Regions from separate parts of the Homo sapiens genome. Here all the other regions are linked to region 2. Evidence: chromatin contacts called from ENCODE Hi-C or POLR2A ChIA-PET data. All regions are on one chromosome and are shown on one strand. Each heading gives the region's core, a stretch centred on a gene start or an enhancer-like site at or near the end of the contact. The rest is flanking DNA. Distances are from core to core; before and after follow the strand shown. Region 1 overlaps CAMK1D (calcium/calmodulin dependent protein kinase ID). Region 2 overlaps CAMK1D (calcium/calmodulin dependent protein kinase ID). Region 3 overlaps CAMK1D (calcium/calmodulin dependent protein kinase ID).

Evidence for each region. Hi-C counts contacts between places; a loop is a spot of excess contacts on that map. ChIA-PET counts read pairs that join two places held with the same protein, here RNA polymerase II (POLR2A). Pooled maps may share reads with other maps.
Region 1: a loop to region 2 is called in a pooled map, with 3 times the contacts of the local background. The contact joins two enhancer-like sites. A Hi-C loop is called at or near these places in 1 of 168 maps with a recorded cell type or tissue (naive thymus-derived CD4-positive, alpha-beta T cell), 4 of 37 single-sample maps with no recorded cell type and 9 of 50 pooled maps. POLR2A ChIA-PET finds 5 or more read pairs at or near these places in 4 of 52 experiments (CD4-positive, alpha-beta T cell, SK-N-SH, activated T-cell and 1 more).
Region 3: a loop to region 2 is called in a pooled map, with 3 times the contacts of the local background. The contact joins two enhancer-like sites. A Hi-C loop is called at or near these places in 1 of 168 maps with a recorded cell type or tissue (aorta), 1 of 37 single-sample maps with no recorded cell type and 6 of 50 pooled maps. POLR2A ChIA-PET finds 5 or more read pairs at or near these places in 3 of 52 experiments (HCT116, HEK293 and activated T-cell).

The regions. Positions count from the first base shown.
Region 1 is chr10:12,592,333-12,595,812 of GRCh38, forward strand. All of the region lies in intron 2 of CAMK1D (calcium/calmodulin dependent protein kinase ID), which reads left to right. Among named protein-coding and RNA genes, the nearest start is that of MIR4480, 15 kb to the left of the region's middle. Within about 2 kb of position 2,184, at least 4 of the 41 ENCODE cell types and tissues checked have a DNase peak (open chromatin) inside an H3K27ac peak, as active enhancers do.
Region 2 is chr10:12,484,020-12,487,555 of GRCh38, forward strand. The region is part of intron 1 of CAMK1D (calcium/calmodulin dependent protein kinase ID); the gene reads left to right. Among named protein-coding and RNA genes, the nearest start is that of MIR4480, 93 kb to the right of the region's middle. RefSeq lists enhancers at 1,040-1,089, 1,140-1,399. Within about 2 kb of position 1,397, at least 16 of the 41 ENCODE cell types and tissues checked have a DNase peak (open chromatin) inside an H3K27ac peak, as active enhancers do.
Region 3 is chr10:12,403,692-12,407,204 of GRCh38, forward strand. All of the region lies in intron 1 of CAMK1D (calcium/calmodulin dependent protein kinase ID), which reads left to right. Among named protein-coding and RNA genes, the nearest start is that of CAMK1D, 56 kb to the left of the region's middle. RefSeq lists a silencer at 1,327-1,376 and an enhancer at 1,507-1,616. Within about 2 kb of position 1,985, at least 3 of the 41 ENCODE cell types and tissues checked have a DNase peak (open chromatin) inside an H3K27ac peak, as active enhancers do.

The sequences.
Region 1 (3,480 bases), core at 934-3,433, 110 kb after region 2:
ATATAGATAGAAAGTCTGAAATCACAACTAAGGTTCATTATTTGCCAGCCAAGAGTATTTTTCTTTTAAACATCAATAATGAACTTTAATTAAAGTGATGACATTGTCTTGTTTTAGAGACTGTTTTATGTGTCAGTAAGAAATGACATGGCCAGCGTGGTATTTAGAGGGGTAGGCGACAGGGATTTAGGCATCCCCAAGTGTCTGTCAGCCCACCCAACCCCCCATTCTCTGATGTGTCCAACTGACGTTTTCTCAGTTTTATGTGAAGGCTCTGCAGATGCAGTTTCATGCCCCTTATTTCCAAACATACTGAAATCACAAGTCTCTTTGGTATAAAAGAATTAATGTATCTGAAGTGCTCCAAACACAGCCTGGTCCGTAGTAATTGTTCAATGCCAGCCTACTGCTACTATTTCTCCCGTGGCTACTAATAGTAATACTACTCATTATTAGGCAGAAATCCTGTAACAGCTACTTTCTCTTAGTCATGTTTGCCTTAGTCCTTAGAATGCTTTAATATGCCAGTCTCCTTTCTAAGAGTCCTCTGCTTAAAATCTCTCTTGTTCTCTCCTTTCTGCCTGGCTCCCTCCTCTTCATCTTTCACATACCTCTTAAATGTCACTTTCTCAGGGAAGTCTTCCTAAACTCTAGTCCAAATTAGGGTTCCTATTTTCCTCTTTCAGACCAGGGGTCAGTGAATGTTTTCTATAAGGGGTCCAGTAGTAAATGTTTTAGACTTTGCAGGCCATATAGGCAACTACTCAAGTCTGATGTAGTCTAAAAGCAGCCATAGATGATATGTAAATGAATGTGTGGGCTGAGTTCCAGTAAAACTTTATTTACAAAAACAGGTGGTGGGCCAGTTGTAGTTTAACGAACCCGTTTTAGGGCACTCTTTACTTTTTCTGCACAGTATGATTACATGATGATCAATCTCCCTCTGGACTGAAGCTTCTTAAAGGTAAGACCCAAGGCTGTCTGCGCTGACTCATGCCTGTAATCCCAGCACTTCGGGAGGCCAAGGCGGGTGGATCACTTGAGGTCAGGAGTTCAACACCAGCCTGGTCAACATGGTGAAACCCTGTCTTTACCGAAAATACAAAAATTAGCCAGGCATGGTGGTGGGCACCTGTAATCCCAGCTACTCTGGAGGCTGAGGCAGGAGAATCACTTGAACCCGGGAGGCGGAGGTTGCGATGAGCCAAGATTGTGCCATTGCACTCCAGCCTGGGCAACAAGAGCGAAACTCCGTCTCAAAAAACAAACAAACAAACAAAAATCAGAATTCACCACTATAAACTTCATCCCTTTAACCAAAAACCACTTGTACCCCAAAAGCTATTGGAATTTTTTTTTAATTAATAAATTGTGAATAAACAAAATACCATCCCCCGTGGCCTGTGGCCTTTATCCTTCCTCCCCTCTCTCCTAAATCTAGCTCCTTCTGGACTTACCTGTCCTCCCAAGCTTGGGCCACTCAACTTGTAATGTCTGCCCTTGGTCAGGCAGTTTTTGTGCTGGATTGGAAGTTGCGTTGCCTTCTTCTCTCATTAAAACATGGCCAGGCGCGGTGGCTCACGCCTGTAATCTCAGCACTTTGGGAGGCCGAGGTGGGTGGATCACTTGAGGTCAGGAGTTCGAGACCAGCCTGACCAACGTGGTGAAACCCCATCTCTACTAAATACAAAAAATTAGCCTGGCGTGGTGGCACATGCCTGTAATCCCAGCTACTTGGGAGGCTGAGGCAGGAGAATCACTTGAGCCTTGGAGGCTGAGGTTGCAGTGAGCCGAGATCGTGCCATTGCACTCTAATAACACAATCATGGGAGTGAAGTTCTGTCATTATAAGAGGTGAGCTCAGCTTAAGAGCATGATAACATCCACATTACAGGGAGGAACAGTGGACATGTCAAATTCTCATTGCTGTGATTTGGGGCAAGAAAAAATAACAGGCACCACCTAGCAACCCTACCCCAAGCATCTCAAGATGTGGTAATTTCTTTTATACAAAACAAGTTTGTTTTGTTCAACCACGTTTAAGCCTATAGGTGTGATCCTTGTTTTTATAGGCAGCTAATTTCAAAGTGACATTTTGGGATGGGTTAATTTCACTTGTATTTTTCTTGCTTTTTGAATGCCTTACAGTTGAGGCTGTCAGCACTCGGCCTCCACCACAGCCAAGAGTCAGACAGAATGTGGAACCACCCACCAAGTGGGCCAATGACAATGGGCTCTACGTTTCTGTCCCTTCTCATTTCCTGCTGTAAACTTTCAGGGAGTCAGTGAACTCAAGCGTTTCTGTCAGATATAGAAACATTTCCCATGGTTGGAAAGTTAAAGGCTAGTTTAGGTTACAGGCAGTTTGTCTGCTGGAAAATACATAGTTTTCAGACACTTCCTTTTCTGGTAATAAACAAAAACAAAATCAGGAAACTGTTTCCAGGAGGTTGAACGTGTGGTTCTCATCTGCTCGGCCTCATGCGGTGTTCAAGTCCCAGGAAGTGGTTGACGTAGGTGGGGCAGCCATATTGCAGCCAGGCCCAGGCTGCAGGAAGGAATTGACTATATAGGTCAGGATCCACTTGCGGAAAGCAGAAATGATTCCAGCTGGTTTAAGCACAGGGTGATGAGAATTTCAAGTGCTGACACTGACAATGAAAGGCGGGGAAGGAGACTCACTCCATGCTGAGGTTCCAGGCATGATCTTCAAGGTGATCTGGGGGAGACCAGGTGTGGTGCCTCATGCCTGTAATCCCAACACTATGGGAGGCTGAAGAGGGCAGATCATCTGAGGTCAGGAGTTCAATACCATCCTGGCCAACATGGTGAAACTCCGTCTCTACTAAAAATACAAAAATTAGCCAGGCATGGTGGCATGTGCCTTCAATCCCAGCTACTCTGGAGGCTGAGGCAGGAGAATCGCTTGCACCTGGGAGGTGGAGGTTGCAATGAGCCGAGATCACACCATTGCACTCTGGCCTGGGCAACAAGAGTGAAACTCCATCTGAAAAAAAAAAAAAAAAAAAAAAGGATGGTTTTAGGAGAGATTCTTCTTTTGCTAAAGCTAGGAACTTGAGGAATTATCAGAATGTGGGCAGTCACTAAAATGCTGCTGGCTTGTGGAATACACCTTCCCCCGATTCTAGGCTCATGAACTTGGGCCTGGTCCCTGGGACCTTTGCATCTGAGGTGGGGTGATTGATCCAGGCCCATCTTGAATGTCTTGATTGTATCTTTGCATTTGCGTTTTGTAAGTCAAGTCCAACGTGCGTGCTCTGGGCCATGCGTCTTCTGTCCATAGCCCGTTCTGTCCCCTACCCCTTGACCATGTTTCCAGGGTGAGTGTTCAGCTGCCCACTTTCTGGTCCCACCCAGAGACCACTGCCACCTGAGGAAGCGTGACATTAGATAGCAAATTTTAAAAATACCATGACAGGTCAATAAAGAGACCACAGAAGAAAGGGGAAAGTATTTCCT
Region 2 (3,536 bases), core at 147-2,646:
CTGGTGACCCGGTGACTTCATGGGGGTGTGAGGTTGGTGCCCGCAGCCACAATCCTGGACTCGTAGAAGGCAGGCTTGGGTGGCGTTCCAAATGCTTCACTGCGCGCATCCAAGTGTCTGTCACCCATGAGCTTTGCAATAAGGAAGACATAAATATGCACCAGCTGGGCTCTGAGCTCCGGCTCAGCCTCCTCCCTGCTTTCAGCTTCCCACCGGGCATTGCAATCCCTGCTTCCGGCCCCGCCTGCTCTGCGGCTGGCAACACCAAGTCGCCATCTCTCTTCGTGTTTCACCTCCAGATACAGGAAAACGCGTGAACTCTGTGTTTGGAGGGAGGAGGGCCAATTACAGGAGATCCTGGGCTAAAACAGGAAGAAGAAACATGATTAAGGACTTTAAACAGGGATCACACAATCGTTCTTCTGCCTCCTTCCCTGCAGGAAGGCAGAGATCGGAGATGGAGAGCTGTCATTATCCTCCTTAATTATAGGAGAGAGCAGAAGTTCTTGGAAACACCAGCCAAGTCAGGGAGCCACTGGCAGCTGAGCTTACTTGTTCTTCCAAGATGGTGGAAGCCAGGCAGGGAAATAGCTGCGGGGAGGGTGAGCTCATTCACGGGGACCACTCAGCAGTGGAAGCGATGACGTCCCCTGGCCTCAGATGTGGAAAGTGTCTTCCAGGGGGCAGCTCGTGGAGGAGAGCCTAGCTTGTGGCTCTCTTGAGATGTTCTCCAGGTTTCTAACATGTGGCATGTGACTCCAGTGGAGAGGCCACTCTGCAGCTGCTCCTGTGGGCACAGTGACTCTGGGGGGGAGGGGGTGGGGCTGGGCTGGGCGTGTCATGGGAGGGCAGGTGTGATGACCAGGAAGCAGGGGTACCTCATGGTGTGCCCCGCAGAAATCTCTGCCCTTACTGGCTTCTTCCCTTCTCCTCCTACCCCAGGCCTTTTCTGTAATGTCACCGATTACCATCTGGTGTGGAAAGATTTGCTTTTCAGATTGGTGTGCTGAGCACAGCCGGACAGAGAGGAGGCTTTCGGGAAGGAAAGTCGCCTTCACGTCTTGCATGTTTTCACCGCTCCCCATACGGGTATTTCTAAGCAAGAATGCACACGGGCCTGAAATAGAATGCATTAGTAAGTGTAACCGAGAGGCGAAGTGTATTTTTAGCGAACATGGCTAAGGCAGATTATTACAGCGAGTGAGTGAGACCGAGCTAGGGGAGGAGGAGCTCCTGGGGTAGAGAGACGTGGCTGCCTCTCGGCTGTCCCTGGGGAGCAGAAGGACTGTGGCCAGTGGTGGCTCCTGGGATGGTCAGAGCTTCCTGGGGATTCTTTCTGGTTGTGGAGCTCCTCGTGCCCCCTGTCGTGGGGGAGGGAGTAGAAACAGGCAGCACAATGGTGGTGAAGCTTGGGCCCCAGGTTCAGTGGCGAGGTGGCCCCAGCTGCAAATGTGTCTGCTGCCACCTGCCTGTCCCAGGTGGAGGAGAGGGGAGGGCTGGTCACAGGGAGCCGGTGGGTCTGCAGGCTGCAGAGGCACTGCTCGTTGGGCCTGTAGGTGCTTTGGGAGTCCTGGAAGGGAGGGTGGGGCTTCGATTGTGACTACCAGATTGTGGCGTCTCTGCCACACCGCTCAAAACTCTAATTCAGCTTCTTTATCTGCAAACAGGAAATGTTAACGTTTTCTCGAGGAGTCATGAGTTCAAACAGGGTCACCGATAAGGGAGGGTTGGAACTTTCAGAAGAAAATTGCTAAATATGCCAAGATGTCATATTATTTTTTTCCCAGCATATTAACTAGGGCTTAAGACCTGATAGCCCTGTGAGTATGCGTCTGTCTCTTGTAGCAGCGCTGTTCGCTTAACAGAGCCAAATTCAGCCCAGAGTGAGTCTTTGGTGTCCATCCCAGGCTCTGGCTACCATGTCACCCAGACGGCCTGATTTGAAGGCAGTTTCCTTCCCAGGGACCACGGCAGAGTGCCACAAGATTAGCAGAGAGTCTCGTCTCCAGCTTGTTGACGTACGCTACAGGTCTTGGGATTTGCCAGCATCTTATAATTTTGTACAATAAATGAAGCACCCATGCAGTGCACACACACACGTACACATGCTATTAATTCTATGAGTCTTGGGACTTGCCAGTCTCTTTTTTTTTTTTTGAGACAGAGTCTCGCTCTGTCACCCAGGCTGGAGTACAGTGGCACGATCCCAGCTCACTGCAAGCTCCGCCTCCCAGGTTCTGGCCATTCTCCTGCCTCAGCCTCTGGAGTAGCTGGGACTACAGGTGCCCACCACCACACCTGGCTAATTTTTTGTATTTTTAGTAGAGATGGGGTTTCACTGTGTTAGCCAGGATGGTCTTGATCTCCTGACCTCGTGATCTGCCTGCCTCGGTCTCCCAAAGTGCTGGGACTACAGGCATGAGCCACTGCACCTGGCGGGGACTTGTCAGTCTCTTATAATTGCTTATGATAAATCATGCACCATGTACCCACGTGTGCATGTGTGCGCGTGCACACACACACACACACACACGTACAGACACTATTAGTTCTGTTTTTCTGGAGAACCCTAGTACAACTATCTGCTGAGTAAACTCCTTCTTTGTAGCCCAGCCAAAATGCCAGCTTCTCTGTTACAAGATTTTATAAAAAGGCAGCAATGAAGCAGAGCCGTGGAATTTGGGGTCTCTCTCAGTTTAATCTTTGTGTTACAGGCAGTGAGCCAGAGGCTTACAGCCCCGAGGGGCCCACTTTTAAAACATTTCATGCATTACCAGGCACTGTGGTTCATGCCTGTAGTCTCAGCTACTTGGGAGGCTGAGAAGGGAGGATCACTTGAGCCCAGGAGTTTGAGGCTGCAGTGAGCCATGATCGCACCACTACACCCCAGCGTGGGTGACAGAATGAGATCCTGTCTCTAAAAATGTAAAAATAAAAAAATTCACACATAAAACAAAACTGGGCAAAAGGAGAAATTTAGGAGCTAATTAAAAGAAAAAAAACACCTTTTATTTTAGGTTCAGGGGTACATGTGTAAGTTTGTGATATAGGTAAACTCATGTCATGGGGGTTTGTTGTACAGATTATTTCATCACCCAACTACTAAGCCTAGTAACCAATAGTGATTTCTTCTGATCCCCTTCCTCCTCCCATCCTCCACCCTGAAGGAGGCCCCGGTGTCAGCTGTCCCTCGCATTATGTTCATATGTTCTCATCATTTTAGGAGCTAAATTTTTTCATTAAAATAGGCTTCTCCTCAAGGTCTCTTTATCGGGTTTCCTCTTTTATATGGAAAATTTTGATTTATGTGAACTCTTCCAGGAATACATGGATTATTTCAAATGAACTACCCCACACTTCTTCCAGCCTCTAATTCATAAAATTGAGTGACCTTATTGATCAATTCACAAGGCTTATAATTTGATGACTTATTTCATGGACTGTCCTCTAACAGCTAACATGGACCTGGGAGTTGGCCTGTGGCAGAGACAGCCTGAGTTGATTTGTACTTTTGTTGATTTGAGTTTGATTTTATT
Region 3 (3,513 bases), core at 735-3,234, 80 kb before region 2:
ATTTGCAAAAAATTCAGTATACTTTAAAATAATTTTATTAATAATAATTTGTATTGTAACAACTATATTGTATAATGCATTGAACTTCTAAGTGTGTTTTTTCCCCCATCAGCATCTCAACTGTTCTTCCATAATAGGCCTTGAAGTAGGGTGGTTGTTTTGGCCCTGATGTTACCATTGCAGACGTGAGACTCATCCATGTCACAGAGCAGGTCCCTGGTTTCCCAGTTCTTGATATCTTGTGGCAGGTGGTAGTACTGGGGCCAATTGAAAACTTTCCTGTTGCTTTTGGAAAAAAAAAAAAGAAAAAAGATAAAAGAGACAAAAATGGGCATGTAGTTTTTTGAGCTTTTCTTTTTCTTTTTTTTTTTGAGACTGAGTTTCGCTCTTGTTGCCCCAGCTGGAGTGCAATGGTGTGATCTCACCTCACCGCAACCTCCGCCTCCCAGGTTCAAGTGATTCTCCTGTCTCAGCCTTCCCAGTAGTTGGGATTACAGGTGTCCGCCACCGCGCCCAGCTAATTTTGTATTTTTAGTAGAGGTAGGGTTTCTCCATATTGGTTGGGCTGGTCTCGAACTCCTGACTTCAGGTGATCCGCCCACCTTGGCCTCCCAGAGTGCTGGGATTACAGGCGTGAGCCCCTGCGCCCGGCCTTATTTGAGCTTTTCTAAAAGCAAGAAATTGAGGAAGAAACTCCTAACTGGGCAAATCCAGACCTTTTCTTAGTATCTTCAGAGAATATACAGTTGTGTCTAATTCTTTTTGGAAATATGGTATGCCTTATAAATAGGTACACCTTAATTAGTTGCAAAGATTTAAACAAGTGTAGGAAAGCTAGGAGAGAAAGCTGTTTGTTACTGTTCATTATGTATTGTACAGGGTGATGCTGAGATTGAGTTATTCTTGGTATGAATAACTTCCTTTGAAAGTTAGAATGATAGAGTTTTAGAACGTAAGGGACCTTAGATTTTAATCCGTAATGACCAAGAAAACTGTGTTTTTAAAAATTTTTTTTTTTTTTGAGATGGAGTCTCACTCTGTCACCCAGACCGGAGTGCAGTGGCATGATCTCAGCTCCCTGCAACCTCTGCCTCGTGGGTGATTCTCGTGCCTCAGTCTCACGAGAAGCTGGGACTGCAAGCATGCGCCACCACACCTGGCTAATTTTTGTATTTTTAGTAGAAATGGGGTTTCTCCATGTTGGTCGGGCTGGTCTTGAACTCCTGACCTCCATCCGCCTGCCTCAGCCTCCCAAAGTGCTGGGATTATAGACATGAGCCACCGCGCCTGGCTGGAAAACTGTATTTTTGAGCATTAAGTAATTTCCTTTAAATTTTTGTTGATAAAGGAGAGACCCAGCTGCCAAAGAGGCTTCTGTTCTGGGGGTAAGACTGGTCACTGCATGTTGAATTGACATCATTCAACCAAATGTGGTTTAGCCTGAGCCATCGTATTGTGGGTAAATGTGTAGTTTCTGTTGTGTCTTTGGAAATTCTAAAAATAGGCACTCCCCATACCTCCTTCTGGGGGTTTCCACAGCTGGCTTCAGCCCAGCCAGCTCATTTTGCAGACCTAAAGCGTTTAAGTTCCATGCCCATGGTCAGAGATGTGGGGACTTTGTAAAGTAATATTTCATCTCTAGTGCAGACATAATGCCCAGGAAACAGTTGCACTCATCAGCGAGCCTCGGAGTCATGTTCTTTATGGGTGACACAGTGATACAGCTGTAATATGCACCATGTTCAGTCCAGAGACAGGCAGTGAACTAACGAGAAAACTCCGCTGTTTGCTTAGACTTTCTGTGTATTGACTCAATGCCCACATTACTAAGCGCCCGTCTTTAAAAATTAGCCACAGTCTAGCACGTATAAACAGATAGGACAATTAACACCTGAAATTGTCTTGTTATATAAGTGAAACCAGTGAAACGTCATTAATCAAGACCCTCATACATTTGGAATGCCAAGTGACAGTCAACAGGGTTAGACCGAAGTTGGCTGGAGCCAGTATCTATGAGACAGGAGTTTGTTGAGCAAACCCGTGATATCAGCATGACATGGTCATATTGTTTAATCTGCTTTACAAGAACAAACACTTAGCTTTAATATTGGCATGCGTTGTTAAACATTTATTACAAGTACTTCTTATCAGGACCAACGAGACTTCTGCTTAGCAATAATTTGCCAGCCCTTTAAAGTTGTTTATGAATTTCAGAGCACTTAAATGGCGTTTTTATGTGAAGGTTTTGAAATCGACGGGAGAAAGGGCAAATGCGAGCATCTGATTTGTTTGTACCAGTGCTGCTTGGAAGAGGACTGGGCTTTGAGGAGACACTCAGCATTTCTTGTCGCGTGTAGGATTGAATGGGTGCATCAATCAAATGGTGCTGGGATTAGCGGTTGGCTTGTTGGGAAGAAAACAGCTCATTGTGTTTCTCAGTGGCAGTTCCATTGGCACCACAGCCAAGATGATCTTTCCTTGCTCAGGTTTGTGCTGTGCACTCCGGACATTCAGCTTCCCTGACTCCTACCCCGTGGAAGTTTGTTTCTGACTTGTTTCCAGATACCCCTGGGGAAACAGCTCCCTCCCTGGTTCAGGACCGTCATGTCGCGCCAAACACCAAAACAAATTCCAGGTATTAGAAAGTTCAGTGTAAAAACCCATAAAACAAGAAGAAAATACTAGTTAATATCTGGCAAAAGCTTTTTATTGTTATTGTTTTTTTAATTAAGCTGTTGGCCAGATGTGGTGGCTCATGCCTGTAATCCCAGCACTTTGGGAGGCTGAAGTGGATCATTTGAGCTCAGGAGTTCGAGACCAGCCTGGGCAACATAGGAAGACCCTGTCTCTACAAAAAACAAAAAACAAACCCTCCACAAAAATTATCAGGGCATGGTGGTGCAAGTCTGTAGTCTCAGCTGCTTGGGAGGCTGAGGCACAAGAATTGGTTGAGCCGGGGAGGCGGAGGTTGCAGTGAGCCAAGATCACGCCACTACACTCCAGCCTGGGTGACAAAATGAGACCCTGTCTCAAAAAAAAAAAAAAAAAAAAAAAAAAAAAATCAAGGTATTGAACTCTGTAAAGTCATGCGTCCAAATCTCCCTGGGCATCCTCCATTGCTGCGTAATAAGTCTGTGCCTCCAGTTGTCCTTATGTGGGCTATTCTAGCTCTTTCCCTTACAGTACAACTTGTTCCCCATTTTCTCTGACCTTTTATAGAGGAGATCGAGGCCACCTAGGGTGACGTCACTGCTTCACATCTTGATACCGCAGACTTGCTTTCTTTCTAGGGAAGGCTCCCTCTGCTGCACTTCCAAGAGTCCTGCTCCTTCAGACCCCACCCCCATGCCAATTTCCATTTTGCCTTCTCCTCTTCCTCTGTCCCTGCTGCCTATCACCCTCCTTATACTGTAAAATGCCCCTCTCATCTCCATCTTCCTGCACAGCCACCCTCCAGCCTCTCTCATGCCCTGCGTTCATGGCCAGACCTCTCCATGACTTCTTTCAGTCCAG